Regions from separate parts of the Homo sapiens genome. Here regions 2, 3 and 4 are each linked to region 1. Evidence: chromatin loops called from intact Hi-C (ENCODE). Cell type or tissue: PC-9. All regions are shown on one strand. Region 1 overlaps SPAG9 (sperm associated antigen 9). Region 2 overlaps SPAG9 (sperm associated antigen 9). Region 3 has its middle 15 kb from the start of MIR8059. Region 4 has its middle 14 kb from the start of TOB1.

Region 1 (8,000 bases):
CCAGCCTGGGCAACATAGTGAGACCTTATCTCTACAAAAAATAAAAATGAAATAAACATTTTAAAAATTGGCGTGCACTGGCCAGGAGCGGTGGCTCACGCCTGTAATCCCAGCACTTTGGTAGGCCAAGGCAGATGGATCACGAGGTCAGAAGTTTGAGACCAGCCTGACCAACACGGGAAAACCCCACCTCTACTAAAAATACAAAAATTAGCCAGGCGTGGTGGCACACTCCAGTAATCCCAGCTACTCAGGAGGCTGAGGCAGGAGAATCGCTTGAACCCAGGAGGCGGAGGTTGCAGTGAGCTGAGATCAAGCCACTGCACTCCAGCCTGGGTGACAGAACGAGACTCCATCACACACAAAAAAAAAAATTGGCATGCACGTGTGTGGTCCCAGCTACTTGGGAAGCTGATGTGGGAGGACTGCTTGAGCCCGGGAGGTTGAGGCTGCAGTGCGCTATGACTGCGCCACTGCACTCCAGCCTGGGAAACAGAGTGAGACCCTAATTAAAAAAAAAAAAAAAAAAGTATATATATATATATATATATATATATATATATATATATATATAAAACATATATGTATTTATAATTATCAGCTTTAATAAGTACTACTTAAGCAAACAGTACATAGAGTACATTGTTTAGGCACTGAGATGAATGATGTGAAAATCAGTAACAGGCCTTTTAGCAACCTTAATATCTTAATATCCACCAAATGCCATTAAATCTTAATATCCACTAAAATTAAACCTTAATGGCTAACAAATGTCATTAAAATGTGAGGGCTTTTTTTTTTTTTTTTTTTTTTTGGAGACAGGGTCTGTTGCCCAGGCTGGAGTGTAGTGGCACAATATTGGCTCACTGTATCCCCTACCTCCTGGGCTCAAGTGATCCTCCCACTTCAGCCTCCTGAATAGCTGGGACTAAAGGTGCAGGCCACCATGCCTGGCTATTTTTGTATATATTTTTTTTGGTAGAGTCGGGGTTTCACCATGTTGCCCAGGCTGGTCTCAAACTCCTGGGCTTAAGTGATCCGCTCACCTTGGCCTCCCAAAGTGCTAGGATTACAGGCATGAGCCACTGCTCCCAGCCAAAATGTGGGTTTTTTTGGCTTTTTTTTTTTTGAGACGGAGTCTCGCTCTCTTGCCCAGGCTGGAGTGCAGTGGCGTGATCTCGGCTCACTGCAAGCTCCGCCTCCTGGGTTCACACCATTCTCCTGCCTCAGCCTCCCGAGTAGCTGGGACTATAGGCTCCCTCCATGATGCCTGGCTAATTTTTCGTATTTTTAGTAGAGACGGGGTTTCACCGTGTTAGCCAGGATGGCCTCAATCTCCTCACCTCATGATCCACCCACCTCGGCCTCCCAAAGTGCTGGGATTACAGGTGTGAGCCACCGCACCTGGCCAAATGTGGGTATTTTTTACCACTGAAAAAGCTGCTGTATAACCTGCTCCTGTCTTCCCTGAGCTCTATGGTTCAAGCCCTTCATGGACCATCCTTTCCATCTGCTACTGGATATCAATTCTGTGATACTTCATGCTTTGGGTATGGTTATTAAGCTAAGATTGTAATAATCAAATCTCACGTGTCAAGGCTAACAGGGAAAAATTCTACACCCTACCCCAAGAAAGTGCTAACCACATTATTCAAATGCAATGTGTGGTGGGGTTTTCTGTTCCTTAAAAGCAATGGCTAGTATTAAAACATTTTTTTAAATAAATAAATAAACAGCAACGTCCAGGCACACTGGCTCACACGTGTAATGCCAGCACTTTGGGAGGCCGAGGTGGGTGGATTGCCTGAGGTGAGGAGCTCAAGACCAGCCTGGCCAACGTGGAGAAACCTTGTCTCTACTATATTAAAAATACAAAAGTTAGCCGGGTATGGTGGCACACACCTGTAATCCCAGTTACTTGGGAGGCTGAGGGAGGAGAATCGCTTGAACCCAGGAGATGGAGGTTGCAGTGAGCCGAGATTGCGCCACTGCACTACAGCTTGGGCAACAGAGCAAGACTCTCTCTCTCACACACACACACACACAAGCAACAACAGAATATAGCTACAATATAATAATGTAAATACAATCTTTGTAGCATTAATATGCTTACTGTATACAGAATACAATCTGTGTGGATATTCTCCAAAACATGATTTTAAATTGTTTTATGATTATAGATTATAAAGGTTTTTATACTCTTCTAAAGAAAAACAACAACATAGTTTCTACCAGACGCAGGATAAGAGATCACACAAACTAGGGAGAAAAAAAAACAAACAAAAAAACGGGCTAAGACTGGAACCATATGTATCATGGGAAATATAGGACTAGCAAGGGGAAAGAGAGAGGAATTATTTTTTTCATGTAACAAATATTGTATAAAACTATAAAAATTATATTTATCTGGGTATGTGAAACCCAGACTGACCATGACATACAAAAATAATTTTCACATTAAGATAACAGAAACAAAAGCAACATGAAAGGCTGACAGGGAATCATAAAAAGGTTAAAAAACCCTCAAGTACATTTTCTAATTTCCTTTGAGGAGACTGTGCTGAAACTGTTAATTTAAAATACTGAAAACTCATGCAAAAAACCTACTTTTGAGTTATTTTAACACATTATAATTTGTGCTTATATTATTTGTTATGAGCTTAATGCAAATAAGTCCTTTACAATGGATAATAGATGTAGAGACCCTTTACCAATAACTTACCAATCCATAATTTCCAAACTCATAAAAAAACAAATCAGTTCTCTCATCTAAGCATCACAGAAACTTCATTATGTGCACATAGGTTTTTGCTTAGCCAGCCAAGGAGAGAAGTACTATAGCTGCCTTAAATAACTAAATTATTCTGTAGCATACTAATTCACCCCATGAAAAGCTAATTCCAAGAAAAGTTGACATTTGGTAACTAGGTAAATGCCACATGAAATTTAATGTTTTCTTGAAAGAATCCCCAAGAATTATTCTTTTTTAAAAAATTCTGATTTTCAAAGAAAAATTAAGACATATTTTCTAAGGTTCATTTCTTTGTCTCAATAATAGCATGGTAATGAAAAACCTAGAAACCCACCTCAGTGTGTCTTTGATGTAATGCATTATATTCCTTCTTCAGTTCTGCTTCTCTTTCTTCAAGTCTGCTAACTGAAATTAAGATACATACACTTGATCAAAACAAAATAAGAAATTTACTTGAAAAAGTACATGTTAGACTCAGAATGGGCTATCCATAATCCTTAGCAACTTTCAGACTCAGTGTTCCATATGCAAGTCTTCACAAAGCAGTGACCTCATTTCATTATCCTTAATAATGAAAACTTTCAGACGAGCGGAATACCTTAGATTGGTTCTCTAATATTCCTATATTTATCAGGTCATCCCCCTAAACAGTTTTTTTTTTAACATGATACAGAATTAACTCTTTCAAAAACACAAATCACCTCATCAAAGTTTTAAACTGGGATTAGGGCCCAAATAATGTATTTCCAACACTACTCAAGCTCTTTAGCACTGGCAGTTTGTGAAAGTTGATTGTTTATAAGTACTTTTTCTGCTTCAGGTCTCCTCAATTTCAGGGACTCATCTTCTTTTATTTAGCTCCCTCTGCTGATGGGTTTTGTGAGTGGCACTGACTTGAGGTAGTGCTCACAGAGTACAACTTCAGGATATTTAAAAAAAAAAAGTTTTATTAATAGATCCTGAGATACAGAATGTCAGGACAGGATTCCACAGGAAAGAATAACTGATAGCAAAGAGGAATGATTCAGGGAGGAGGTGGTGTCCACACAGAACCACAAAGGAAGAAATTACAGTACTCAAGACAGATGGTAATGAGAGCATTCCTGACACTGTTACCACAGAGAAGGGAACACAAAACCATGCCTGTGGTGAGGCAGAGGGTGGTGGTGAGGCAGAGGGGAGACTGGCCAGACTGGAGGAGCCCATACTTGGCTAAGGAGCAGTGGGAGACAGTCTGGGGAGAAATAAAGCTGGTGCTAGAGGAGTTTATCAGGGTACTCATTTAGTCTGTTGGAAAGCCTTAGCATAGTTGAAAATGTTCCCTGGGTTTAAGGGTCAGCTGGCCGCAAACAGGCAAGGCTGTGTGTAATCTACAACTGGTGACTGTGGAGGACAGCTGTAGAAGGAACTAGTATGAACTAATATTCTGACAGCAGATAAATGAATGTTTTATATGCCTCCTAGTATTAACACACCAGACACCAAACAAAACATACCTTGTGCTGCCCAGAAAATTCATTTTGGGTTTGTGTACCTTTACTTGCCATAATTTGTTTAAATATCTTGAAAATATGTGATTAGGAAAACTGTAGCTGTCTTTGTTTTGATTTGTTTCTAATTCAAGCTTATGTGTCGCTGGCTCATTACATTTGCACCAGAGAGCAAACACACACTACAGTACCCACGGAGCACATTTTATCATGCCACACAAGTGTTGAATACATCTGCTGCTCATCTTATCCTGTGGCTGAAAGCGATAATAAGCAAATTTATTATGCAGATGTGTTGTGATAAAATAATAGATGCTAAAACCACAAATTAATTTTTAATAAAATTTAATTCTATGATTTTTATTTAAAAACAGGAAATCCAAGCAAATTATGGATATTTAATAATTTCAAAATAAACATTTTCTACTACTTGTCATTTAAACTGATTAAAAGCTTAAAGGAATTCTGAGACTACTGGACAAACCATATCTATTTTCAATTGTTCATCTTTTTGAATCATTATTTTCTTGATAATGTGCAACAAAAACAAAAATTGGATGCTGAGGCTGAAATAAAATCCAACTATCATTCATAATCCTCAATTTCAAATTTGTGCTCAATAGTAGAGCCTTATTATTCTTGTCAGCTGATATAAATTCATAAATAAATTTGTATCACCAACACCACCACTACTAATAGCAGCCAACAACATCAAGTGCTTACTATGTACCATACAGTCCTAAGAACTGCATATAAACTAACTTATTTGAGCCTAACATTAACCTTACGATGAAAGTATTATTATTACATCCATGGTAGAGATGAGGAAACTGAAGCAAATAGGAGCTAAGTAACTTGCCCAAAGTCACACAGATAGAAAATGGCAAAGCAAGGATTCCTATCAGAATCTGGCTCCAGAATCTGTGTTCTTAATTACCATGCTATACTGCTTCTCAGCAAATACTCATTTTAATCTGTTTTGTATATTGGAGTTTACTTTAAGATATCACTTTGGGCAGAGGGGAGTATGCTTCAAACAAAAAACTCCTCTGTTCTTACAGAAACAACCCATTCACAGATACTTTGATACAAAGGGCATCAAACTGCCAAGCAAAATGTGTACCCAAGTCAGGGAGATGCACATTAAAACCAAAATGCAACACCACCATGCTTCTGAATGGCTACAGTGAAAAACACAACACACCAAGTGCCAGTATGGATGTGGAACTACTGGAACTTTCATAAACTGTGGTGTATGGTTTCATACACCGTAACTTGGTATGCCCAATTTAAGAACTGTTTGGCAAGATTTAGTTAAGTTTCGAATGTTTGCCAACCCTATCACAAAACAATGTCATTGCTAGAAAGCCTATATATATGTCCACCCAAAGGTATTTAAAACAATGTTCAAAGAAGCACAATCTGAAAACAATCCAACTGTCCATCAAGAGTAGAATGGATAAATATTCATGTACTGGAATACTGTACAACGTGAATAAACAAATTATTGCCACACACAACATCATGGACCAATAGCACAAATATGATATTGAAGGAAAGAAGCAGAAACAAAAGAATACAAAATTCAAAGACATAACACAAAACTAATCTGAAATGTTACAAGTCAGGATAGTAGTTACCTCTGGGGAGGAGTCAGTGATCTGATGTATTTATGCCTGTATAGCCCCAGCCCACCTCAGTTCAAACACGATGTGCATCCATTCACACAGGCACTTTCCTCTGCTTGAATACTCATTCTTCCTTATGTTATCCTACAATGGCTATGAGTTCAACATGTAGAATGGGATTTAAACAAACTATTCAGAACCATAACAAACAAGCTTTATTGCTCTGACTGTAGCATTCTCAGGGAGAGAACAAAAATGTTACCGAATAGACTGGATAAAGAAAATTTGGTGGGTCACGCCTGTAATCCCAGCACTTTGAGAGCCGAGGTGGGCGGATCACAAGGTCAGAAGTTCGAGAACAGCCTGGCCAACATGGTGAAACCCCATCTCTACTAAAAATACAAAAACTAGCTGGGCGTGGTGGTGCATGCCTATAATTCCAGCTACTTGGGAGGCTGAGGCAGGAGAATCGCTTGAACCCAGGAGGCAGAGGTTGCAGTGAGGCAGAGGTTGCAGTGAGACAAGATTGCGCCACTGCAACTCCAGCCTGGCGACAGAGTGTGACTCCATCTCAAAAAACAAACAAACAAACAAACAAACAAACCAAAAACCAGAATCTCACCACTTTTACCACCTTCATCACTCTCACTTTGACCCAAGACATCATCTCTTGCTTAGGTTATTACAATAATAATCCTAGTCTCCTGACTAGTTTCTCTACTTAGTCTTTGTTCCCTACATTCTCAAAATAGAGATGGAATCAAACAGTGACTAACCGCTCAAAACTTCAAAGCTTCCGATCTCATTTTTAAAAGGAAAAAAAAATTCTTACAATGGTCTGTAAGACTTTTCTGGATCTGATTGTCAAGTCACAACACTCTTTGCTTCCCATCCCCACAGAGAACTCTTATCTCCTGACCTATTATGGACTGAATTGTGCTCCCTCACCCCCCAAATTCATAGGTTGAAGCTCTACCTCCCAATATGACTGCATTTGGGGGATAGGGCCTTTAAGAAGATAATTAAGGGCCGGGCGAGGTGGCTCACACCTGTAATCCCAGCACTTTGGGAGGCCGAGGCAGGTGGATTACCTGGGCAAGAGTTCGAGACCAGCCTGGCCAACATGGTGAAACCCTGTTTCTACTAAAAATACAAAAATTAGCCAGGCGTCATGGCAAATAGCAGTAATCCCAGCTACTCGGGAGGCTGAGGCAGGAGGATCGCTTGAATCTGGGAGATGGAGGTTGCCGTGAGCTGAGACTGTACCACTGCACTCCAGCCTCGGTGACAGAGCGGGACTTTGTCTTTTTAAAAAAAAAAAAAAAAAAAAAAGGCAGAAGAAGGTAGGTAATTAAGGTTGAATGAGGTCATTAAGGTGGGGCCCTGATCCAACAGGGCTGGTATCCTTATAACAGCAAGAGATAGGCAAAAGGCCATATTAGGACACAGAGGTAAAGCAGCCACCTGCAAGCCAAGGAGAAAGGCCTCAGGAGAAACCAAATCTGCTTGTACCATGGATCTCAGATTTCCAGCCTCCAGACTGTGAGAAATAAATTTCTGCTATTGAAGCCACCCAGTCTGTAATATTTTGTTATGGCGGCCCTAGCTGACTTATACCATTAAGCAAACCTCAGAGAAAAGGGTTTTTTTTGTTTTTTTTTTTTTTCCTTGAGACAGAGTCTCACTCTGTCCCCAGGCTGGAGTGCAATGGTGCGATCTCAGCTCACTGCAACCTCCACCTCCCTGGTTGAAGCGATTCTCCTGCCTCAGCCTCCCTGAGTAGCTGGGACTATAGGCGTGCACCACCACATCCAGCTAATTTTTGTATTTTTAGTAGAGATGGGGTTTCACCATGTTGGTCAGGATGGTCTCGATCTCCTGACCTCGTGATCCACCCACCTCGGCCTCCCAAAGTGCTAGGATTACAGGCGTAAGCCACCGCGCCCCACCGAGAGAAGCTTTTATATAAGATGTTTGTCAACTGACTTGGTCAGAGAGCTGGGTTTATACCTTACAGAACAAAACATTATAATGCCACAAAACAAAGTCAGGTCCTGACTGATTTTATGCCAGTTTCCTAATCAATTTGTTTGCATTGCTTTGTGTCAAATGTACACCACTTAATAGTGA
Region 2 (8,000 bases), 56 kb before region 1:
ATAACTGTATAATTGGGTCCAATCACCTTTGAGATAGGTTATCAGATTAATTTTACAGACAGAGAAACTGGGGGCTCTGAAAGGTTAATTTGCCCAAGTGTTTGTACCTAATGAGTAGTAAAGTCAGGATGGAAAACCAAGTCCTCTGACACCAACAGAAATGTTCAAACATTTAGGATAAAGGCTCATTTACCTCTAAAGGCCATTCACATTTCTATTAATAGGTATTTATCAATGTTGTCATACCAGCAAAAATGAGGCATTTAAAAAAAAATCCTTCTCTTTTATAAAAACTGAAAAGCAATTTTCATAAAAACTTTTGACTACAAGTAATTTACTTAAAGACAGCCAAGTTACAGAAATGATTTTTTTTTTTTTTTTTTTTTTTTTTTTTAAAGATGGAATCTCACTCTGTCACCCAGGCTAGAGCAATGGCATGATCTCGGCTCACTGCAACCCCGCCTCCTGGGTTCAAGCGATTCTTCTGCCTCAGCCTCCCAAGTAGCTGTGATTACAGCCACACACCACCACGCCCAGCTAATTTTTGTATTTTTAGTAGAGATGGGGTTTCACCATATTGGCCAGACTGGTCTCGAACTCCTGACCTTGTGATCCGCCCACCTCGGTCTCCCAAAGTGCTGGGATTACAGGTGTGAGCCACCGTGCCTGGCCCAGAAATGATTTTTTTATAGATTTACCTGAATCCTTAGAGCTGATAAGAGGCCAAGAATATTCTGAACCACTAACTTAATTTAGAATATAATGATTAATTTGGAAAAGACTTACTCTTCACTAAGGAAATCAAAGGCTTTGGACTTATCCCCAGGGAGCTGAGATAAGGTGCTGCTTCTTTTCTTGACGGACGGAGTAACATGAGACGTGGGTGCATTGTACTTCAGATTAACAGGTGGTTCAGGCTTCTTAGTCGTGTTACTTGAGGAGCTGAAAAGTCGGCTGAAACTAAAAGAAGACAGTATGTCTGTGTGTCACATGTACTATGAGAAACAATCCTTGATTTTCCACAAACTTTAATGTTGAAGAAAATTTCAGAGTACTTTTACAAGGCAATGAGTTAGAAATTGGCAAAAACAGTTTTTGTAGTCATACGCTGTAGCCTTAGCAGTAACTCGTAGCCAAACTCAGACATTCAGTGAAGAGAAACTATTGCTTAGAATGGCGGGTGCCTGTTCTTTAACTAGCAATTTGTATAATGAAAGCAAGAAGCTCTTAAATAGAGGAAACTTCTCCTACTGAATAAATATATTTTGGTTTTTTTGCTAGCTCCTACTTGGTGCAAGGTAAGAGCGATTGTTAAACCGCAAGGTTATGGCTGTGTGATGTGAATGGAAGCTTAGTATGCCAGTTCTAAAAACAGCTTATTATAATCAAGTACTGGAACACATATTACCATGTTAACACACATTTTATACATTTTCTGATTAAGCTCAATTTAAACAACTACTTTCGGGTCTATTTCTTTTTTAATTGACACTTCCATTAAATAGCAGATTCACCAAAAAAGGGTAAGTTTTAATCACAGTAAACACATAGTACTTCTAGCACAAACATAACTCAAGCTCAATACATACACAATATTACTCAAACCCTACAAGCACTAAATTTCTCATCTTCACTTTGTAAAGTTTCTTACAATCACAAAACCAGCCAATCAGAAACTTATTTAATGGGGATCCAGGTCATTTTCAAGTCTCTAAATAATTCCCCATTATTTAAATTTGGCAGAGGATTGCAACAAATGCACAGTCAACATGATGCAGCTTACGATATCATATTTTTTGTCCTTGAGAAGAGCCTTACCGAGTTGGCACACTATATATTAAAAAAAAAAAAAAAGTTCAGTTTAGCTACTTAACCATTACCCCTAGTTTAAAAAAAAAAAATGAAGGAAAGAAAATGGACATAAAATCATTCTTGGAAATAAATTTTGACTGTAATTTTCTTGTCTCATGTGCTGTCTAACATCTTTGTTTTTCAATACTTACAACTGCCAAATGCTTGACCTTTTTTTTTCCTGCATGGCTGGATTTTCTCGTGATGCCCTACATTCAAAAAGAAAAGAAAAGAAACATTTATCAGTGAGGTATTCTACCTTTCTTTCTGAAGAACAAGAGACCCAAGAAGTTCATGGGATACACAGAGGGGAGTCAACAATTAAGTTCAATAAATACTGTAGTTACTTTGACCTACCATGTGTCAGTCAATCTGCTAAAGATTGACTTTAATTCTACTAAGAAAAATAAAATATCATCCCTCCCTCAAAGAGCTTAGTCTACCGACAGAGGACTGTAATATGTGCTAGACAGCCAACATGCCTGAATGATATTTAAAATTTTTTATTGAAAAGATACCCTCTAACTTTCCCTTTTATTAAAATATTGCCTTGTAAATTCCCATCTTTACATAAAAGTCTCTATCATCTATACTCGGAGCTCTCACAAAATAGCTTGAAACTTTGGCATCCTGAGGGGTCATTTTTCACAAGACTAAAACTTTTCCATCACTGGAAAGATGACCACAGCAGGGAAGAGGATAAACTGGATTGACAGGTGATTCAACAAAATTTCAGAAAATAAGATATTCCAAATTGATTTATGAGGTGGTAGGGATTCTGCCATCATAATCAGAGCTCTCTTTTCACTACTTTTTTGTTATGAACTAAATTAAAAACATTCTTTACTTCAGTGAAGTAGTTAAAAGTAAGCTACTATTTCCTTTAATTTGTTGACTACCACTTGGCTGCTAGAGTTAAAAACAGCAATGGAAAGTGAAGTCCAGTTGGGCACAGTGGCTCACACCTGTAATCCCAGCACTTTGGGAGGCCGAGGCGGGCGGATCACTTGAGGTCAAAAGTTCGAGACCAGCCTGACCAACATGGTGAAACCCTGTCTCTACTAAAAAATACAAAAATTAGCTGGGCATGGTAGCGCACACCTGGAAACCCAGCTACCAGGGAGGATGAGGCAGAACTGCTTGAACCCAGGGGGTGGAGGTTGCAGTGAGCCGAGATCACACTTCTGCACTCCAGCCTGGGCACAGAGCAAGACTCCATCACAAGACTCCATCTCAATAAATGAATGAATAAATAAATAAATAAATAAATAAATAAATAAATAAGGTCCACTTTCAGTTTTTTGAATATTTACTTATTATTTATTCGATATCCACTAAATACTGCAGTTAAGAACATACACTTTCTAGTGGGTTAGTTTCCTTGTCTAATAAATATAGATTAGAATACTGATCTTCCTTATGGGCAGTTATAAGCAATTACTATCACAGCAAATTGTAAAATGATATGTTAAAACACTTGATTCTAATATAACATTGGTAAAGGGTACATAAACTGTGAAATAAATGATGTAATCCTAAAGAAGTAAAAGTTGGCAATTAGAGAATGTGTTCATAAACTTAAAAACAACATGTCAATGCATACTATTATTGGTAAATCTGATATGACAATCCAAACTCAAAAATATGGGTAAATTAGGGGGCAGCTCATTTACAAACTTTTCAGTTCTTTCTAAATTAAAGAAACACTATTACTGAGACTACAACCATTAGATGGCAGCATTGGGTGAGATTTAAGAGCCATCTGACTGAAAGATACCAATGGAAGGGTGTACTTGGCATGAACAGTTAGAAAAGAGAGAAAGAAATCAAGCAAGAGTATTTTACAGAAAGACACTGAGTCAAAATAATTTATTTTCCTGTGTTGCATATGAAATTGTGATCTTTTCCTGACATTACTGGGTAAGTAGTATTGATTTCTATATTTGAAAAATGACCATCATTCCTAAGTAATAATAATTGCCTTTTAGAGGTCGTAGTAACATCCTCCAAGATCCCTTACTGGCCCAAAAAGCACCTCCTTTGATCACATTCTGTTGCTAATTCTGAGTGTTACTTTAAAAAGTCTCTCCTAGTAAACAGAGAAAGGGGCTTGGATCTTACAGGGCAGGACTTAAGTTCCACATGAAGGAATATTCAAACCTACAAAATAATAGTAGGAAAATAATGGAGCGCTTGTCATACAAACCGAATCATCTCTGTCCATCGAACAGCTTCCTGAAGCTCCATCAATCTCTCTTTATACTGGTTTCGCTCCATGAGAACACGGGCCATTTCTACTCTAGTAAACCGTTTCCTCTGGGCTGTGGGAATATCACTCTATAATGACAAGAAAATGACATATCATTCTGGAAGCTTATAAATGTCTTGGTGTTCATCTCAGAGTTATGCAAAATCTTTCAGTTTTTAAGCATTCCTTAATTTTTAATCTAGTAGATCATTTAAAGAAAAATGGCTTTATAAAAACAAAATCAACAAAGACTTTTTTTTAAAAAAATATATTTTTTGAGACAGGGCCTTGATCTGTTGCCCACCCTGAAGTGCAGTGGTGAAATCATAGCTCACTGCAGCCTGGAACTTCTGGGTTAAAGCAATCTGCCCACCCCAGCCTCCTGAGTAGCTTGGACTACAGGTACATGTCAACACGCCTGACTAATTTTTAAATTTTTTTGTAGAGACAGGGTCTCGTTATGTTGCCCAGGCTCATCTTGAAATACTGGACTCTAGTGGTGCTCCTGCCTCAGCTTCTCAAAGTGTTGGGACTACAGGTGTAAGCCACTGTGCCCAGCCAACAAAGAGATTTAAATAATCACTCATGACTACAAAGATAAAAGGCAGCAATTTAATTTCTGAATATATATACACAGATATTTGAACATATTATAAAGAAATCATAAAGAGTAGTGTGGGTCTGTTCTCATGGTTCTTAAAAATATATAAAAAATAAAGCTAAAAAATAAAAAGAATAGTAGGGGGCTGGACGCAGTGACTCACGCCTGTAGTCGCGGCACTTTGGGAGTCTGAGGCGGGTACAATGCTTGAGCTTAGTTTGAGACCAGCCTGGGCAACATAGTAAAACCCTGTAGCCAGGAGTGGTGGCACACACCTGTAGTCCCAGCTACTTGGGAAGCTGAGGTAGGAGGATTGCTTCAGCTGGGAGGTCAAGGCTGCAGTGAGCCATGACCATACCACTGCAGTCCAACCTGGGCAAGAGAGTGCAATCCTGTCTTTAAAAAACAAAACAACAACAACAACAAAAACAACAACAAAAACAAACAGTAGGGCCAGGCACGATGGTCCACGCCTATAATCCTAGCACTTTGGGAGTATCACTTTGAGCCCAGGAATTTGAGACCAGCCTTGGCAATGTGGTGTGAGATCCCATCTCTACAGAAAATAAAAAATTAGCCACGTATGGGGTGGCGCACAACTTTGGTCCCAGCTACTCAGGAGGCTGAAGTTAAAAAAAAAAAAAAAGCATAGAATTGCTTGAGGCCAAGAGTTCAAGACCAGCCTAGGCAACATAGTGAGACCCTGGCTCTACAAAAAATAAAATTAAATTAATAGCCAGGTGGGGTGGCATGCACCTGTAGTTCCAGCTACTTGGGAGGCGGAGGCAGGAGGATCACTTGAGCCCAGGAGTTCAAGGCTGTGGTGGGATATGATTGCCACTGTACTCCTCCAGCCTGGAGGAGTGACAGAGCAAGACTCTGTCTCTAAAAAATAGTAATAATACTAAAATAAAAATAAAGGATAGTGCAGATTTTAAACTAAAACCAAAATTGTTATCTACATAGATTTAATACACTATTGTAAGTTTCACCTAAAAATGTTGCTCTACCATTATTTTAATTCATGCTCTGTAACAATCGTCACTCAGAAAATAGTTATAAGTTAGTTCCATTTATCTCAAATTACCAAACCACATACTCACCCAAGACCAGCATTAAGGGTAAACTTATTACCTAGTTACCAAGGTACTCAACTATAAGAGTCGCTAAAATACCAACATAAATGCAAACAGATGGAGACAACTGTATTAGCCAGAATTACTCTTAGACAGAGTATGTGAATATAGAGTGAGCACAGGGGTAAGACCTCAAGGGAACATGGCTCAAGTCAACGTCCTATAGGCTTTCATTATCCACATTTTGGATCAAAGCTGAAAGGTTTGGGACATAAGAAAGACACTAAGCTTAGCCCTTAGCAGTCCTCCTCCTTTGTTGTTCTGTTATAGAAACTGGGCCTCTCCTTTCAATAAAGTTAAACAACAAATGATAAAGATCTTAAGTTTATAACACAGCAAGCCCACTAGTAGGTATGTACTCTGGAAAGGCTACTGCTCCTGCCCACCTGGAGACTTCTACTGTAATGTTTGTAACAACAGCATTGTAAAAAGCTGAGACAAACTAAATATTCCTTAACAGGAAAATAAATACATAAATTGTGACTATTCATTCAATGGGATATCATAAAGTAGTGAATATGAATGATAACTACAGCACTGTACTACACGGATGAATCTCAAAAACATGCCACTGAGGAAAAGAAGCTGGTCTCCAAGACTAAATGTAGTGTGAAACACAAAAAAGGAAAAATTAAACCATATATACATATGTGATATGATAAAATTTTTTTTTTAAGTTAAGCAAATGATAAATATAGGATAGCAGCTTTCTCTGCAGGGGAGGAACACAGAATAGTTCAATGTCTAGTAATGTTCTAATTATCAGATTGGGTGGTAGGTTCACAATGTTAATTTATTATGATTCATAACCTGCATGTCTTACTTGTTTTTGTGTGTATCATTACATAAGATACTAAAAAACAGAGACTGAAGGGGCACCAAGTGATCATTCTGTCCAAAACAACCACATATCTTTGGTCTGACCTTTGACCTGCAAACATTTGTTATAAGAATGATTATGAGGCTGGGCTGGGTGGCTCACATCTGTAATCCCAGCACTTTGGGAGGCTGACCAGGGTGGATTACCTAAAGCCAAGAATTAGAGACCAGCCTGGCCAACAAGGCAAAATCCCACCTTTACTAAGAATACAAAAAATTAGCCAAATTAGACTTGTAGTCCCAGCTCCTCGGGAGGCTGAGGCACAAGAATGGCTTGAACCTGGGAGGTGGAAGTTGTAGTGAGCTGAGATCGCAGAACTGCACTCCAGCCTCGGTGACAGACTGAGACTCTGTCTCAAAAAAAAAGACTAGGGGTATGCTAAGGATATTAGCAAGAAGCTCATATTTATTCTTCTGTACTTATGTTCACAACAATATGAACTAATTGACTAGTACTAAAGTTCTAGACTTCATCTTTTTAATACTGTTAAATAATTTTTATTATTAAGCTTTCATATTTCTAAATCAAAATTTGAAACGAAACAACAATAACAACAACCAAAAACCCCAAAATGTCCCAGTTGGTCCTCAAACTTGAACATGCAACTACAGGTAAGAGCACAGAGGCACAGAGGGAAAATGAGCACACTGCATGGAGCTAGAAAGCTCAGCATCTGGATACCATGCAGAAGCATGAGCTATCCTATTCATGACCATAAACATGTCTCCTGACTTTTAAAAATCTTTATAGTATTATATCCAAAGCTTACGTAGGAAGATCTTCCCGAAACACCAAAACATGGTAAGGTAAGAAAAAAAGTCCAAAATTGTAAACCTACATCATCGTCATCTTTTGCTTTTTGCCTTGCATCTTCAGCTTCTGCCCGAGCTCTAGTGGGGAAAAAACAAAACAAAACATGTTATTTGAATTGAGCTCATCTTTTCAAAAAAATAAGAGTAGGTCAACAATTTTAACTACCACTAAAGGATTATTTTTCTTTTCCCAAACAGGGTATTTAGCCACCCTCATTTGGTGGAGTATCATCATATCATAGCATTGTTCAGAAATAAACAGGTATTAAAGAAAGTGGGATAAAAAAATAATGTTTTAAATTTCCTTATTATCAAAACAAAGATGTTTGAACAGTCTCTAACTCTTTTTGCATCATTATAGACATAAAAAATAACAATATTTAGGCCGGGTGCAGTGGCTCACGCCTGTAATCCCGGCACTTTGGGAGGCCGAGGCAGGTGGATCACCTGAGGTCAGGAGTTCAAGACCAGC
Region 3 (8,000 bases), 270 kb before region 1:
GTCAGAACAGTGCCTGGAACAGAAGGATGCCCCATACTTGTTGAGTGAATATTTGTTGTAGAATGTGAGCTACACAGGAACAGAGATTTTCCCCCCAGTTGTGTCCCCAGGGCTTTGAACAATACCTGGCATGTGGCTGGTTTGCAATATAAGTTTGTGGCCCTTGTAAAGCTGGAGCCATTGATTATGACATGAACTTCTGAGGAACCTTATTGTTTTGTTTTAAAAGTATCTGATACGGGCTGAGAGGTGTTTCTATTTGTCTATTTTTCTATGCATTTTAGAGTTTTTCTGGCTGGGCACGGTGGTTCATGCTTGTAATCCTAGCACTTTGGGAGGCTGAGTTGGGAGGATTGCTTGAGCCCAGGAGTTCAAGACCAGCCTGGGCAAGGCAGTGAGACTCTGTCTATTTAAAAAAAAAAAAAAAAAGAAAGAAAAAAAAAGAAAAATTACCCAGGTATGTTGGTTGCGCCTTTAGTCTTAGCTACTCAAGAGGCTGAGATGGGACGATCGCTTGAGCCTAGGAGGAGGTTGAGGCTTCAGTGAGCCGTGATGGTGCCACTACCCTCCCAGCTGGGTGACAAAATGAGACCTTGCCTCAAATAAACAACAACAACAACAAAAACAGGCCTATAGTCCCAGCTGCTTGGGAGACTAAGGTGGAAAGATCGCTTGGGCCCAGGAGGTGTAGGCTGCGGTGAACCGAGATCTCACCACTGCACTCCAGCCTAGGCAACAGAGCAAGATCTTATCTCAAAAAAAAAAAAAAAAATTCTGTGTATATGTTTTGTGGGTTTTTTTTTTTTTGAGACACAGTTTCACTCTGTGCCCCTAGCTGGAATGCAGTGGCGTGATCTCAGCTCACTGCAACCTCTGCCTCCTGGGTTCAAGCGATTCTCCTGCCTCTCTCCCAAGTAGCTGGGACTACAGGCGCCCGCCACCATGCCCGGTAATTTTTTTTTGTATTTTTAGTAGAGATGGGGGTTCACTATGTGTTTGTTTGTTTTTTTTGAGACAGTCTCACTGTCACCCCGGCTGGAGTGCAGTGGCACAATCTCGGTTCACCGCAATCTCTGCCTCCCGGGTTCAAGTGATTCTTGTGCCTCAGGCTTCCAAGTAGCTAGGATTACAGGCGTGTGCCACCATGCCTGGCTAATTTTTTTTGTATTTTTAGTAGAGACAGAGTTTCGCCATGTTGGCCAGGCTGGTCTTGGACTCCTGATCTCAAGTGATCCACCTGCCTCAGCCTCCCAAAGTGCTGGGATTACAGGTGTGATCCACCATGCCTGGCCTTTATTAATTATTATTATTATTATTTGAGACGGAGTCTTGCTCTGTTGCCCAGGCTGGAGTGCAATGGTGCAATCTTTGCTCTCTGCAAGCTCTGCCTCCTGGGTTCAAAGCGATTCTCCTGCCTCAGCCTCCCGAGTAGCTGGGATTACAGGGGCGTGCCACCATGCCCGGCTAATTTTTTGTATTTTTAGTAGAGACCGGGTTTCACTATGTTGGCCAGGCTGGTCTGGAACTCTTAACCTCGTGATCCGCCCGCCTCAGCCTCCCAAAGTGCTGGGATTACAGGCGTAAGCCACCGTGCCTGGCCCTATGTTTATTATTATTATTATTATTTTGCACTGGCGTTGGATTTTATTGCGAGAACAGACTAAAGAGAGCAATGTGTCAGAAGCGCTGCTCAGCCACAGCCTCTTGGGTGGCATGGGAACAGAGCGGACGCATTACGGAAACCCAGTTCTTGGGCAAAAGATAAGGAAGCGAAGGGCCTCACTGGAAATCTCCTGGCTTCTGGGTGTCCAGGGTGGCTGTCCCAGGCAGGCGACGGTCTTCTTGGCGGCCAGGCTGCGTATGCGTCACGAGGAAGCCTCCAGATGGAGCGCGGCCGCCAAGGCGCAGTAGCAGGGCGACGACGCTCCGAGAGGTCCCCATCGTCAGACCCCTCTGGCTTCCATGGCGCGTCTTCAAACCCGGCCGATCCCGGCGAGTGTGGCGGCCGCGCAGCGCAGTGGCGAATTCGATCTTCTGGGTCTCCGGGTGGTTCCCACTGGGGCTCTCGCGCCGTCTCTCTGGAGCCAAAGGCCCCCCTCACACGGCTTTCGCCAGTGCATCGCTTTTCCCAGCGGAAGTTCACAGAGACAGGGGGATTGAGAAGGTCTATTTTTTATTTGTCTTTTAAACTGTAGCTATACCAGTGAGTGTGAAGTGGTATCTTATTTTGGTTTTGATTTGCATTTCCCTAATGACTAGTGATGTTGAACATCTCTTCTTGTGTTTATTGGCCATTTGCATGTCTTCTTTAGAGAAACATCTATTCAAATCATTTGCCTATTTTATTTTATTTTATTTTATTTTATTTTATTTTATTTTATTTTATTTTATTTGAGACGGAGTCTCACTCTGTCGCCCAGGCTGAAGCGCAGTGATGTGATCTTGGCTCACTGCAACCTCCGCCTTCCGGGCTGAAGTGATCCTCCCGCTTCAGCCTCTCGAATAGCTGGGATTACAGGCTCGTGCCACTGTGTCAGGCTAATTTTTGTATTTTTAGTAGAGATGGGGTTTCACCATGTTGGCCAGGCTGTCTAGGACTCCTGACGTCAAGTGTTCTGCCTGCCTTGACCTCCCAAAGTGCTGGGATTACAGGCATGAGCCACCGAGCCTGGCCTTTGCCTATTTTAAAATTGGGTTGTCTTCTTATTGAGTTGTAAGAGCCTTTTTACATATTCTGGTTACAAGTCCCTGATCAGGTATATGATTTATGAATATTTTCTCCCATTCTGTGGATTGTCTCTTCACTTTCTTGATGTGCACTTTTTTTTTTTTTTTTTTTTTTTTTTTTGAGACAGAGTCTCGCTCTGTTGCCCAGGCTGGAGTGCAGTGGCTCCATCTCGGCTCACTGCAAGCTCCGCCTCCCGGGTTCACGCCATTCTCCTGCCTCAGCCTCCCAGGTAGCTGGGACTACAGGCACCTGCCACCACTCCCGGCTAATTTTTTGTATTTTTAGTAGAGACCGGGTTTCACCGTGTTAGCCAGGATGGTCTTGATCTCCTGACCTCGTGACGCCCGCCTTGGCCTCCCAAAGTGCTGGGATTACAGGCGTGAGCCACCGCGCCCGGCCTATGTGTTTTACATTATGTTACTTGGTGCACGTTTTATTTTCTGGGGTCTTTCCCTTTTAGCAGTACAAAGAGATCCGTCGTGTTTCATATAATTTTTTGAGCTTCATGTCATGACCTTGGTTTTCTTTTGGTTCGCATGTGCCTGGATATCTTTGCCCTTTTTTTTTTTTTTTTTTTTTTTTTTTTTTTTTTTGCGATGGAGTCTTGGTCTGTCGCCCAGGCTGGAGCGCAGTGGTGGGAACTTGGCTCACTGCAACCTCTGCCTTCCGGGTTCAAGCGATTCTCCTGCCTCAGCCTCCCAGGTAGCTGGGATTACAGGCATGTGCCATGATGCCCCACTAATTTGTTTGCATTTTTAGTAGAGATGGGGTTTCACCATGCTGGCCAGGCTGGTCTCGAACTCCTGACCTCAAGTGATCTGCCCACCTCGGCCTCCCAAAGTGCTGGGATTACAGACATGAGCCACCGCGCCCAGCGGGCCCGTTTTAAAAGTCGATATCATTTCCCACCTGTATCTTGTGAGCATAGTCAACGCTCAGTGAAGGTCAGCTTCCTTCCTCTTGCCTGTCCTCATGAAATGCCCCTTCCCATACCGCCCCCGCGCCCCAGGAGTAGCCTTTGCTGTCCCAGGACTGAGCTCCAACATGGGAGCCCCTCTCAATACCTCCTCTTGAGCCTGCCCCTTTCCTTCCCTGCCATTCCCATGCAAGGCCACTGGGCAGGGCAGGTCCGCACCACCGAGTTGCCATTCTCCGTGTGTCCACCAGGGGCCGCCCCACTCCTGCCTGAGCTTCCTCCAAGAACCTGCATTTTTAATTCAGTCCCTCCCTGGTCTCCCATCTCTCCCAGCACCACCTTTGGGTGTAAAGCCGCAGAGCAGTATTCCTGGTTATCCAAGGAGTCCATAAACTGTCCTGTGGGAAATCAGCCCAATGCACCCTGGCTCCCTCATTCAGCAACTGTGTTGTAGTTTTCTTGTCTGCAAAAAGAAAATAATAATTTCCACCTCACTTAGAAAGAATATGTAGGCTGGGCATGGTGGCTCATGCCTGTAATCCCAGCAATTTGGGAGACCAAGGCGGGCGGATCACTTGAGGCCAGCAGTTTGAGACCAGCCTGGGCAACATGGCGAAACACCGTCTCTAGTGAAAATACAAAAATTAGCCAGGCGTTGTGACACATACCTATGATCCCAGTTACTCCAGAGGCTGAGCTTGCAGTGAGCTGAGACCGCACCACTGCACTCCAACCTGGGCAACCAAGTGAGACCCTGTCTCAAAAACAAAACAAAACAAACAAAAACAGAAAGAAATAATATATAGTTCGGGAGCCTGAGGCACGAGAATCACCTGAACCTGGGAGATGGAGGTTGCAGTGAGCTGAGATGGCACCACTGCACTCCAGCCTGGGCAACAGAGTGAGACTGTCCAAAAAGAAAAAGAAAAAGAAAAGAAAAGAAAAAAGAAAAATAAATAATATATAGTGTTCAGCAATGTGCCTGGTATACAGTAGGTGCCTAATAAAAGCAAGTCACTTTACAAGAGTTCAAAGTCCGTCCCTCCACAACTCTCCCTAAAGCTCTCCAGGCCTGTCTGTTTTCTTAGGTAATGGGTTGGCACCCAGGTTACATGGGGGTGAGATCTCCTTGTAGGGGCACAAGCTTCATGGGTTACAAAGTCAGAAGTGTGAATGTTTCTATTTTCTATAATTGACTTGGATTTCCACCTCCATTTCCCATGTTGCACGATGTGGAAACATTTTTATTACAGAATTCAGGGTTTCCTCAGTCAATTCTTTTTTTTCTGCGACGGAGTCTTGCTCTGTCACCCAGGCTGGAATGCAGTGGTGCGATCTCTGCTCACTGCAACCTCTGCCTCCTGGGATCAAGTGATTCTCCTGCCTCAGCCTCCCGAGTAGCTGGGATTACAGGCATGTGTCACCATACCTGGCTAATTTTTGTATTCTTAGTAGAGACATGGTTTCACCATGTTGGCCAGGCTCGATTCCAACTCTTGACCTTGTGATCCACCCGCCTTGGCCTCCCAAAGTGCTGGGACTACAGGTGTGAGCTACCACGCCTGGCCTCTTCAGTCAATTCTAAGTTTTTGCCTCCCCCTTTGCCCTGGGGTCCCAGCTAATGGTGTCAGCAGGGAGAGGGCTCTGATCTTGGTCGTTCTCGTTTTCTCTGCTGGTATCTGTAAAGATGGTCTCTGGCCCTATCGGGCATCATTTGCTGATTTCCGTTCTCACTGGATTCATTACTGCCCGTGTCCATCCCATCAGCATTCACCATGAGGGCCCGCGGCCCACCTGGCCTCCTTGTTATACCATCCTGATCCTGAGCTTCATGTGGTCCCAGAACCCTCTCTCAGCCACTTCAATGGGAAACTGTGGGGAGGGGTTTGTCTCAGGCCCTCTCTGCCCAGACAAGCCACAGCAGCATGTCTCCTTACGTGTAGAGACATGAGGGTGTTCTGGGAGATGGTACCTCAGTGCCTTCACCAGGAAGTGCCTTCACCACTGCGCCCCTCTACTCCCTGAGCTCTGCAGTGCCCCTACTGCAGCCCAGACAACAGGGCTGGAGTGGGGAGGAGAGAGCCATCGTGTGATCAGTGTTTTTACTGAGGCAAGGACCTCAACTTTGAAGCTAGTATCCAAGACCTAGCTCCACTGGCTTCTCTTCATTTCTTCTGAAACATTCCTGCCCCAAGGACATCCTTGCTGCCACCTGCATTGGGGCGGGGCGGTATGACATGCTAGAGAAAGAAGCCTGGTTAACATTTCCTAATCTAGCTTGGCACATCTTTTGCCCTGTTTTCAGGGTACTCCTAGTACAGACTGACACATGCCCGCCCCATAGCACCCTAGGGAAGTTTATGCTCCCAGTAATGAGTAGGGCAGAGCCAAGGTGGTGGATGAGGTTTTCTGAGGGTTGGTACTCAGCCCCTTCTGGGAGGGGAGACGATCCTGGTTGTAAACAATAGAAAACAACCCTGGTTAACTATAGCCCAAAAATAATTTTCTGGAATGATGATGGATGGTTCATAGAGTCACAGGGTAAACTGGAACCAGCCTGACAAATTGGGCAGGAACCCAGAAGGCTGGGAGGCAGAATCACAGGGAGGGTCTTATGAGGACAATCATGCCAACCTCACAACCATCACTGCCCTTTGATGGTGGCAGCTGGGACCCCAACATTAGAGGAGTGACACCTCAATGGTCCCAGCTTCTCAATAACCCTCAGTCAGTGTCAAAGTCCTAGGCAGGATGAACCAAGGCTGAGTTCCCAAGCACCCCCTGCAGGAATTGGATCTTTGGCCCCCTTAGGCTTCCATAGGGGGAACACTGCCTCCAGCCCATCTTGAGATTTGTATCCTCCCCTCTCGATTGGTATTTGGATGACAAGCAACTAAAATCAGCAAATGCACACATCTCTCTAATTTCCCTGAATGTGCATTTGCCAAGAGGCAGTTTCAAACCTGCCTCATTTGAGCAGTCTACTCAGAGTGCTGTTTGTTTATGCCACTCGGAGAGCTTGCCAAATACAGTGAAGTCATCTGAACAGCCTGAGCGCTTCCAGATAAATACATTGGCCTCCTTTCCATGGCCCCCATAGTAGCTAACATGTACTGAACAGTGGGCCAGGCACTGAGCTCAGCGCTCTACCTGGAGGATTGCCTTGGGCCTTACTGCCATTTTTCCAAGGAAGAGACTGAGGCCCAGTGGTTTACTAGCTTTCCCCAGTTCACACAGGTCTAGATGGGAATAACAGGGACTTGACCCCACACAGCCTGTCGGGCCCTGCTCCCTGGTGATCTAATGGAGCAGACGTTAAACCAATAACCACAGGATTACGTACGTGATTAAAAGGAGCACTGGAAAGGGAAAGAACAGGGTAGGAGGAGGGAGGATGGCAGAGAAGACAATTCATAGGGGTGGGGTGGGTGGGGGTCCCGGGAAGGCCTCTGGAAGAACATTTAAGCTGTGACCCAAATGATGGATTTAGCCAGGCCAAGAGCGAGGGGAAAGAGGCAGTGGCAAGTACCGAGACCTCTGAGGCAGGAGAGAGGGGAATGTGTTCGGGGGATGAAAACAAGGGCCAATGCAGCGGGAGCAGAGGGAGCTGGGGATTTCTGGGTGGGGCCATCAGGCAGGGCCAGGCTGAGCCTTGGTGTTCTTCAGCTCAGAACCCCTCACCTCCTCTCACTGACCCCCACCCCATCCTCTGAGATCCGACCTCACAGCATAGTCAGATCCAACCTCTTCTCCCCACCTCCGCTGCGGCCACCCTAGTCTGATTATTGCAATATCCCCTCCCATTCCCACTGGTCTCCCTGCTTCTGCACCGCCCCCATATCTCTTCTTTCTCAGCAATAAAGTGATCCTTTTAGCATGGAAGTCAGAGCTTGCCAGGCCTCTGCTTCTCATTTTGCTTAGAGTAAGTGCCTAAGTCTTGCAATGGTCTACAAAGCCCTCCACAGTCTGGATCCCAGGAGCTCCTGCAACGTGGTCCCCTCTCTCACTTGGCTGTAGCCCCACTGGCCCTGTGCTCCTTCTCAAGTACACCAGGCAAGCCCCTATCTGGAAGGAGGGCCTTTGCACTGCCCGTTCCCTTGGCCCGGAATGTTCTTTCCTCACATATCCATGGGTCTCTCATCCTTCAGCAGGCCTGCCCGGGCATGTTCTCATAGTGGAGCTCAGGGCAAGAACAGATGGAGATGCTAAGCCCTCTTCTGCCTGCCTCCGGTCTGCTAACATCCTGCTGGCCACAGCAAGCACGTGGCTGAGCCCAGAGTCTGAGTGGGAGGGCACCAGGATGGTAGATGCACACGGTAAAGACACAGGGAGTAAAGCACTGGGGCCCTTGCACAC
Region 4 (8,000 bases), 210 kb before region 1:
TTTTGTTAGTGGTCATTGCTGCTATAAGTGTGCTGCATAAATGTTTAAAAAGAGGGCCCAGGGGGCTCTGTTCTGCAGGATGGGGGTGGTTAAAGACGTCAAGAACTAGGCCTACTTTAAGAGATACACGTGAAATTTAGAAAATGACAAGAGGGTAAAACTGATTACTATCTTTGGAAACCCTTGGTGATATAGGATAAAAACAAGTATAACATGCCCAAATACAGGAAAAGTCATGTAACTAATAGAGATATCATTTGTCAGATTACTTATGCTCACATAGAAGGGGATATGATAGTCTGTACAGCTTATGCACATGAACTGCCAAAATGCAATGTGAAGGTTGGCCTGACAGATGACGCTGCAGCCTGTTGTACCAGCCTGTGCTGACCTGCAGGCTTCTCAATAGGTTCGGCATGGACAAGATCTATGATGGCCAAGAGAAGGTGACCAGAGATGAATTATAATGTGGAAAGCATTGATGGTCAGCCCGGTGCCTTCACCTGCTATTTGGATGCAGGCTTTGCCAGAACTACTATTGGCAATAAAGTTTTTGGGGCACTGAAGGGAGCTGTGGATGGAGGCTTGTCTATCCCTCACAGTACCAAATGATTCCCTGCTTATGATTCTGAAGGCAAGGAATTTAATGAAGAAGTACATCAGAAGTACATCATAGGTCAGAATGTTGCAGATTGGATGCATCACCTAATGGAAGAAAATAAAGATGCTTACAAGAAAGAGTTATCTCAATACATAAAGAACAGTGTAACTACAGACGTGGTGGAGGAGATGTGTAAGGAAGCTCATGCTGCTATACAAGAGAATCTAGCTGTGTTAGTCTGTTCTTGCACTGCTATAAAGAAATGCCCAAGACTGGACAATTTATGAAGAAAAGAGGTTTAATTGGCAGGCTATGCAGGAAACATAGCAGCTTCTGCTTCTGGGGAGGCCTCAGAAAACTTACAATCATGGCAGAAGGCAAAGGGGAAGCAGGCACGTCTTACATGGCTAGAGCAGGAGGAAGAGAGAGAGGGGGGAAGTGCTACATACTTTTAAACATCCAGAGCTCCCAATGACTTCCTCACTCACTATCACGAGAACAGCACTGAGAGGTGATGCCAAACCATTCATGAGAAACTACCCCCATGATCCAGTCATCCCCCACCAGGCCTCTCCTCCAACACTGGGGATTAAAATTTGACATGCAATTTGGTGGGGACACAGATGCCAACCATATCACCAGTCCATGAGAAGAAGCCCGAGAAAGAAGCTAAAAAGAGGAGATAGAACCGTCCCCAAATGTCCCTTGCCCAGAAGAAAGATTGGGTAGCTCAAAAGAAGGCAAGCTTGTTTTCTCTGAGCCCTCTCTTACAAGAGCAGAGGAGCAGACTGCTGAGGGCTAAACCAAACAACAATTTTCTTTCTTTCTTTTTTTTTTTTTTGAGATAGAGTCTTGTTCTGTCACCCAGGCTAGAGTTCAGTGGTGCGATCTTGGCTCAGGGCAACCTCCACCTCCCGGGTTCAAGCAATTCTCCTGCCTCAGCCTCCCCAGTAGCTGGGATTACAGGCAAACCCCACCACACCAGGCTAATTTTTGTATTTTTAGTAGAGACAGGGTTTCACCATGTTGGCCAGACTGGTCTTGAATGCCTGGCCTCAGTTGATCCGCCTGCCTTAGCCTCCCAAAGTGCTGAAATTACAGGCGTGGGACACCACGCCCGGCCCCAGACAACAATTTTCTATGAGGATTTTTCAGATAAAGACAATCAACATATTAAGCAATAAATAAATAGATAAGTAAATAAGGGGCCAGATATTTTAGGCCGCAAGGTCCCCAAATCTCCTTGCTATCCAGGGTGGGCCGGCAGTGAGAAAAGGTCACAGTCATGGCAGAGCATAGGTTCAAATACTGGCTTTGTGACTTTGAGTAGTTAACTTCTCTGTGCCTTAGTATTATCATCTATACAACAGAATAATAATGGTAGCCATAGTGCCTCTCCAGGGTAGTTGGTCCTGGGCCTCATTGCTTCAGTTTGTTGGGGATAATTGCTGTTGCACGTCCCTGCCAATGATTGGAGCAAGAACCAGGAGGGGAGAACAGGCCCCTCTCCCAGAGCAAAGTGAGAACAGATGCAGTCTCCTTTGCTGATAAGGAAAGAGTCCAGGAGGAGGGTAGCTGGAGAAGAGAGGGGGAGAGCAGGAGGGCAGGAATGAGAGGAAAAAGAAGAGGGATGGGGAGATGCATACACACATACGCACACACTCGGGGTTGTGCAGTTGGAGGCCCAGGAAGAAAAGATAAAGTGTAGTAATTTGGTTAGAGATGAGGAACCTCTGAGACCTCCATGGAGGCCCTAAGAATATTTCTGAACCCTTCATTCCCAGCTCCAACACCTCGGGGCACAGAACTAAGCTCTCAATGACCCCTTATTTCAAGTGCCACTCTCCATCTCAATGTACCACAAGGGGCAACAGAATAAAAGGGGAAACAGCCTTAGGACCCTGGTATGATCAATAACAGACTCAAAGCAATCCTCACAATCATTACAACCAGCAATTTTACCCTGTGACCCTAATAAGCGCTGAAGCTGGTGTTTATGGATGACTAGAACACAGCTTTAGTGAGACTTACACGGATGGTAACCCATCCCTGTCCCAGACCTCATAGAAGGTGGGCACCCTTTACCAATTAGATGCCCTTTTGGTAGGGTTAATAATTTCCATTACTAATAGCTTACAGCACTTAATATGTGTTCAACATGCATTATCTCATTAAATATTTACAACCCTGTGATGTGTATATTTTTCACCTCCATTTAATAACCTGTCCATTTCAGAGATAATGAAACTGAGGCTCAGGGAGATTGAATAATTTTCCCAAAGTCCCTGGCCAAGCAGGGAACCAAACCTAGGCGTGTCTATATGACTCCAAAGGCCACGTACTTAACCGCATGTGTGATATTTTCCACCACAGATTCAAGAACAGTCAAGTCTGGTTTCGTCTCATTTTTGTGTCCTCCCTTCTCCCTGCTAATATACCAGGAAGTTTTACTTCCTAGGATTCTCATGAAAAGGCACGTTTATAGCCAGCTGACCTCCCCTAAATAGGCTGAGCACATGCCCTTGAGGCTAAGCCGTGCGGGGAGAGGTGGAGGATTTGAGCCCTCTCTCACCACAGAGTAAAGAGAGTGCAGGTTATTCTATGTAGGGAAGAGGATTATGCTGAATGCTTTATTTATCTTACATGCTCATCACACCAACCCTAACAAGTAGAATTTGGAACCCTTTTACAGTTAGGAAATCTGAGGTGGAATCGTTTTAACAGTGCACTGCTATTTAAGGTTGAGTTTGAGATTTGATTCAAAGTCTGACCCCAGGCCAGGCGTGGTGGCTCACACCTGTAATCCCAGCATTTTGGGAGGCCGAGGCAGCGGATCACCTGAGGTCTGAAGTTTGAGACCAGCCTGGCCAATATGGTGAAACCCCGTCTCTACTAAAAATACAAAAAAATTAGCCGGGCTTGGGGCTGGGCACCTGTAATCCCAGCTACTCAGGAGGCTGAGGTAGGAGAATCCCTTCAACTCAGGAAGCAGAGGTTGCAGTGAGCCGATATTGCGCCACTGCACTCCGGCCTGGGTGATAGAGCAAGACTCTGTCTCAGAAAAAAAAAAAAAAGGAAAAAAAAAAGTCTGACCCCAAAGCCCACGTTCTTTCTCATAGAGGATCACGAGGAGTAATGTTATTTGGAGGCTGAATGAAGCCCCCTACACCACTCTAGAGCATTCTTACATCTGCAGGGGAAATTGTGGGGCCTAAACATGTGTCCCCGCTGGTCAAGTGAGTGTGAGACAAGGATCAGACGCTGGTGTCTTCTGTGCCAAAGCAGGATCCACACTCTGTACAGAATAGTGATGCTCTCTGAACAGTCCCAGGTCACATGAAGGAGTTTGGCCAGCTTGTGGTGGTATTTTCAGTGGATGACAGAGTGCTCAGCCACCAAGAGAACTTAGGGAAGCCTGGGGAAGGGCATTGCCCGGGGAAGTGACCCAGGCGAAAAGTTATTTGGGAATGTTAATTTCTGGCTGAAATTTATACAAAGCTTTCCCTTCAAAGCCTCATTCTTTGATTTATGTTCAAACCGGAAGATATTACAAGCACCCAAAAAGCCAAACTGGAAAAGGAAACTGCAGAGCTCCACAGACTTGTTGCCTTGGCCAGGGGTAGGGTGTGGCGATGGGAGTGGCAACTGGGAGTGACCTGGGGGTGTCTGAGTTTGTGCAATGAACACGCACTTTCCACCAACACCAACTTCTGGAGGGGTAGTACCTGCTGTGAGCCCTGACATCACAAAACCAAAAGAGGCTTTGTCACTAAAGGTAGGAAAACAAATGAGATGACCCCTAGAGGGAGCTTCTAGCCTGAGGAAGTTTCTAGATTAAGCATGAAACTGAAACTGTCTTAAAAGGAAGGAATTCGACATCCCTCTGACACAGCCTGACGCCCCTCTCAGTCCCACCTTTTCTTTCCTTGGACTTCTTACTGGTCCTCCCCATCTCACTCCTGGGTTTGATGAATAAAGAAGTTTTAAACTATTTCTCTTTCATAATGTTTCTGTACAAAGCTTGAAACAGTGAAAAAATAAGTTAAAATGTTCAAATTCAAAGGCAGGTTCTCCCAGGAGAGATGGGCTGGCAGCAGAGCTTCTATTTCTGATTTCCTCTGCCTTTTTCCCCAAGGGTTAGCAGCACACATTCTTCCTACTGTGGCTACATCTGATGAAGAACACACACACACACACACACACACACACACACACACACACACCAGGACCAAGGTTTTCCTCTCAACTGCCTGTTCCTCCACTGGAGCTGGGAATTTGAGGGAGCCCAGGCTTCCCCGGGTGCTTCCAGTGGACATTGTACCCATTCTTCATAGCTGGATATCTCCCCCCAGATCTAGCATCCCTAAGATAGGCACAGTCTCACCCTTTTTTGTTCATACCCCTACATTTTCCTGTGTATTATGATTATTTGGGCGTGTGTGTTATCGTTTGCTAGAATGTAAGCTCCTTTAGAGGTTCCGAAGGATTGTATATATCACTGCCAGTTCCTAACGCAGGAGATGCTTAATAAATGTGTTGAGTGGATGAATACAGGAGCTGTTTTTAATCATATCTCACCTTGTTTGAGAAAGAATTTAGGGACAAGAATGGAATCTGAGCCCAGGGCAGCCACTTGAGTCAACATCACCCTTTTGCTATCACAAGTACTAGTAAAGCTCAGGACCCAAGACTTCAGTATGTGAAGTGCCTATAGTTGCTTCTCAACAAATCTAATCATCCAGAGAGCAGTCGCAATGTAAGTAAGTAAAGCTAGCACGTAGCCCTCAAACTCATATCTTACTCCATTGTGTTTTTGCAACCGATTTCCCTTTCCTAATTGTGCCTGGCAAAGGCTGATAGCAAAATAAGTTTGGGATTGCTGAGCAAACAATCACAAGTGAGGTTTGCAGGAGAGGGGGACTGGGCACAAAGTGCAGCTTAGATGACTTCTAAATAATCAGGTGGGGCTCTTTTTATAAAATCGACCGGTTGAGGTCAACCAAGGGAGCAGGATAGTGTAATGGTTAAGGATCATGGACTTTGGAAACAGAATCCCACAGTTCAAATCCTAGCTCCGCTGGCTGTGACTGTTGCAAGCTCTCTGCCTCCACTTATATATCTGTAAATGGGAGAAACAGTACAACCTTCAGAGGGTTGTTATGAAGTTGAACTGAATTTAAATGGGGCAGTATCTAGCACATAGTAAATTCATATAAGGGTTGCCATTATTACTACTGAGCTTTTGGGGTTGGTCATTCCCTCTGGATTCCATAAGACTTTGTGATAGTATAAAAATCATCCTTCAAATAGGCAGTGCTTTACGTAGGAGCAGTTCCCCATCCTCCTTGAAAATCTGGGAAAAAAACACGCGCACAATCTTTGGGAAATGGCGGTGTCAGAACTTCTGCAAAGCCTCCTTCCGAGGAAACTGATCTCCAGGGCAAGTTGTCAGGCAGTGTATGCATAAGCTCTCTCCTTTACTGTCCTTTCCACCTTTCCCAGGCCCTGGAAGCAAAGGCAGATAGAAGACATAACACCCTGGTCCCTTGCCGGCTGCCAGACCCTTCTCCTTTGGCAGATGCTCCTGGGGAGATAAGCTCTCACCTCCATCTCTCTATTCCTTTTACACAGAACCCAAAAAGTTCTTTGAACTTTAGTGGTTCAGAAAATAAACAAGAATCTTCTTTCTAAGTTACCAAAAAAAAGTTTCCTTCCTTTCTTCCAGCCTTTTTCAAGATTCACAAAGAAGAATTTCCCCAGGTAAAAATCTTTTATAGCTGTGTGAAAACTGTTTGTTCTCAAAGTCTTTAGTTAAAGAGCCTCTGGTGACACCTTAGTTTCTAGAAAGGTTGACTGCAAAGATTGCAGCTATCTTAAACCTTGTATTAAAATGGTTTAAGAGATTCCTATCATGTTTTCTGGAAATAAAAAGAAATTAGAATAAAGTAAGTCACCAGGGCTCCACAAAACTTTAGAATGGCAGGTAGTTTGCAAAACTAGGAGAGTTCTTTTTGGGAAAAGAGATTTGAGGGCAGTAGGCAGATCTGGATAATCAGAGTGAAGAAAGAATAGGCATTGTCATTACAAAACAAAACAAAATTCAACCTTCATCCTTACTAAAAATGCATCGATGGGGCCGAGCGCAGTGGCTCACGCCTGTAATCCCAGCATTTTGGGAGGCCAAGGCGGGCAGATCACGAGGTCAGGAGTTCGAGACCAGCTTAACCAATATGGTGAAACCCCGTCTCTACTAAAAATACAAAAATTAGCAGGGCGTGGTGGCACGTGCCTGTAATCTCAGCTACTCAGGAGTATGAGGCAGGAGAATTGCTGGAACCCGGGAGGCGGAAGTTGCAGTGAACCGAGATTGCGCCACTGCACTCCAGCCTGGGTGACAGAGTGAGACTCCGTTCCCCCTCCAAAAAAAAAAAAAAAGGAAAAAGAAATGCATTGATGGCTAGTGGAGGGGTGGCAAGGGAAAGCCATCTGAAAGGAATACCTGCATTTAGTGCAAAACAGAAAAAGATGTTCCTATGCCTGGAAACTACTGAACCTGTGTCACAAGGTGTCTGGATACTGTACTAAAGTGTACAATATTTGCAGGGTAGGATGATTCCATTTCTTTCTTTTTCTTTTTTTTTTTTTGAGATGGAGTCTTCCTCTGTCGCTCAGGCTGGAGTGCAGTGGTGCGATCTCGGCTCACTGCGACCCGCCTCCTGGATTCCAGTGATTCTCCTGCCTCATCCTCCCCAGTACCTGAGATTACAGGCACGTGCTGCCATGCCCTGCTAATTTTTGTATTTTCAGTAGAGACGGGGTTTCACCTATTGGTCAGGCTGGTCTCAAACTCCTGACTTCATGATCCGCCTGCCTCAGCCTCCCAAAGTGCTGGGATTACAGGCATGAGCCACCACACCCGGCCAGTAATTCCATTTCTTAAATCATACTGATATGATACTGATAGCATTCCTTTCTATCAATATACAGAAGTCATTTACTTATACTCACCATTTGCTAGAAAACAAGCTAGACTGATGCCACGTCCATTCTTGACACTCTTTCTTTCTGGCCTAAAGGAAGCACAAAATCGTTTTAAGTCAGTCTTCACACTCCAAAAGAGTGTGCAACATAATTTTCCAGCTTTCTCACTAGCACTAAGAAAGAGGAAAAAAAGACCTCAAAAGCTATAGAAGGGCATGTGGAGAATCAGAGTTTAAAAATAGCTGCAACCTGATGGCCAGGAAGGAAGTTTATGTTTAACATTCAGTGCAAAAAACAAAACAAAACAAAACAAAACAAACCCCACATGAAATCAATGTCTAGCTCATTTTGTCAATGTGGTTTTTCCACAATTATTTTTGAAACACTTGAAAAGTGTATAGGCAGAAGGGATGCGACC

The links. A loop is a pair of places that touch in the nucleus more often than their neighbours do. Peaks named below come from ENCODE experiments on the same cell type or tissue, not always from the same donor. Only the 100,000 strongest peaks of a DNase experiment are listed, where the experiment ranks them.
Region 2: it touches region 1 in a loop (14-fold over the local background); 55 of 110 quality-filtered maps call a loop at or near these places.
Region 3: it touches region 1 in a loop (20-fold over the local background); 3 of 110 quality-filtered maps call a loop at or near these places.
Region 4: it touches region 1 in a loop (6-fold over the local background); 18 of 110 quality-filtered maps call a loop at or near these places.

Annotation. Positions count from the first base shown.
Region 1 is chr17:51,053,326-51,061,325 of GRCh38, forward strand. It overlaps SPAG9 (sperm associated antigen 9), which reads right to left. Exons shown (of 30, transcript NM_001130528.3): 3 at 3,087-3,157. Among named protein-coding and RNA genes, the nearest start is that of SPAG9, 64 kb to the right of the region's middle. In PC-9, CTCF peaks have their summits at 3,602 (motif pointing left) and 3,805; DNase peaks (open chromatin) are centred at 3,646, 6,656 and 7,296; H3K27ac peaks cover 1,457 bases.
Region 2 is chr17:50,997,658-51,005,657 of GRCh38, forward strand. SPAG9 (sperm associated antigen 9) reads right to left here. Exons shown (of 30, transcript NM_001130528.3): 12 at 7,555-7,606; 13 at 4,058-4,188; 14 at 2,004-2,060; 15 at 787-960. Among named protein-coding and RNA genes, the nearest start is that of SPAG9, 120 kb to the right of the region's middle. In PC-9, CTCF peaks have their summits at 3,544 (motif pointing right) and 3,743; a DNase peak (open chromatin) is centred at 3,604.
Region 3 is chr17:50,779,444-50,787,443 of GRCh38, forward strand. No RefSeq gene overlaps it. Among named protein-coding and RNA genes, the nearest start is that of MIR8059, 15 kb to the left of the region's middle. In PC-9, CTCF peaks have their summits at 3,902 (motif pointing right) and 4,107; DNase peaks (open chromatin) are centred at 3,888 and 5,858.
Region 4 is chr17:50,847,872-50,855,871 of GRCh38, forward strand. It overlaps the pseudogene RPL5P33. Among named protein-coding and RNA genes, the nearest start is that of TOB1, 14 kb to the right of the region's middle. In PC-9, CTCF peaks have their summits at 4,399 (motif pointing right) and 4,601; a DNase peak (open chromatin) is centred at 4,360; H3K4me3 peaks cover 320 bases; H3K27ac peaks cover 346 bases.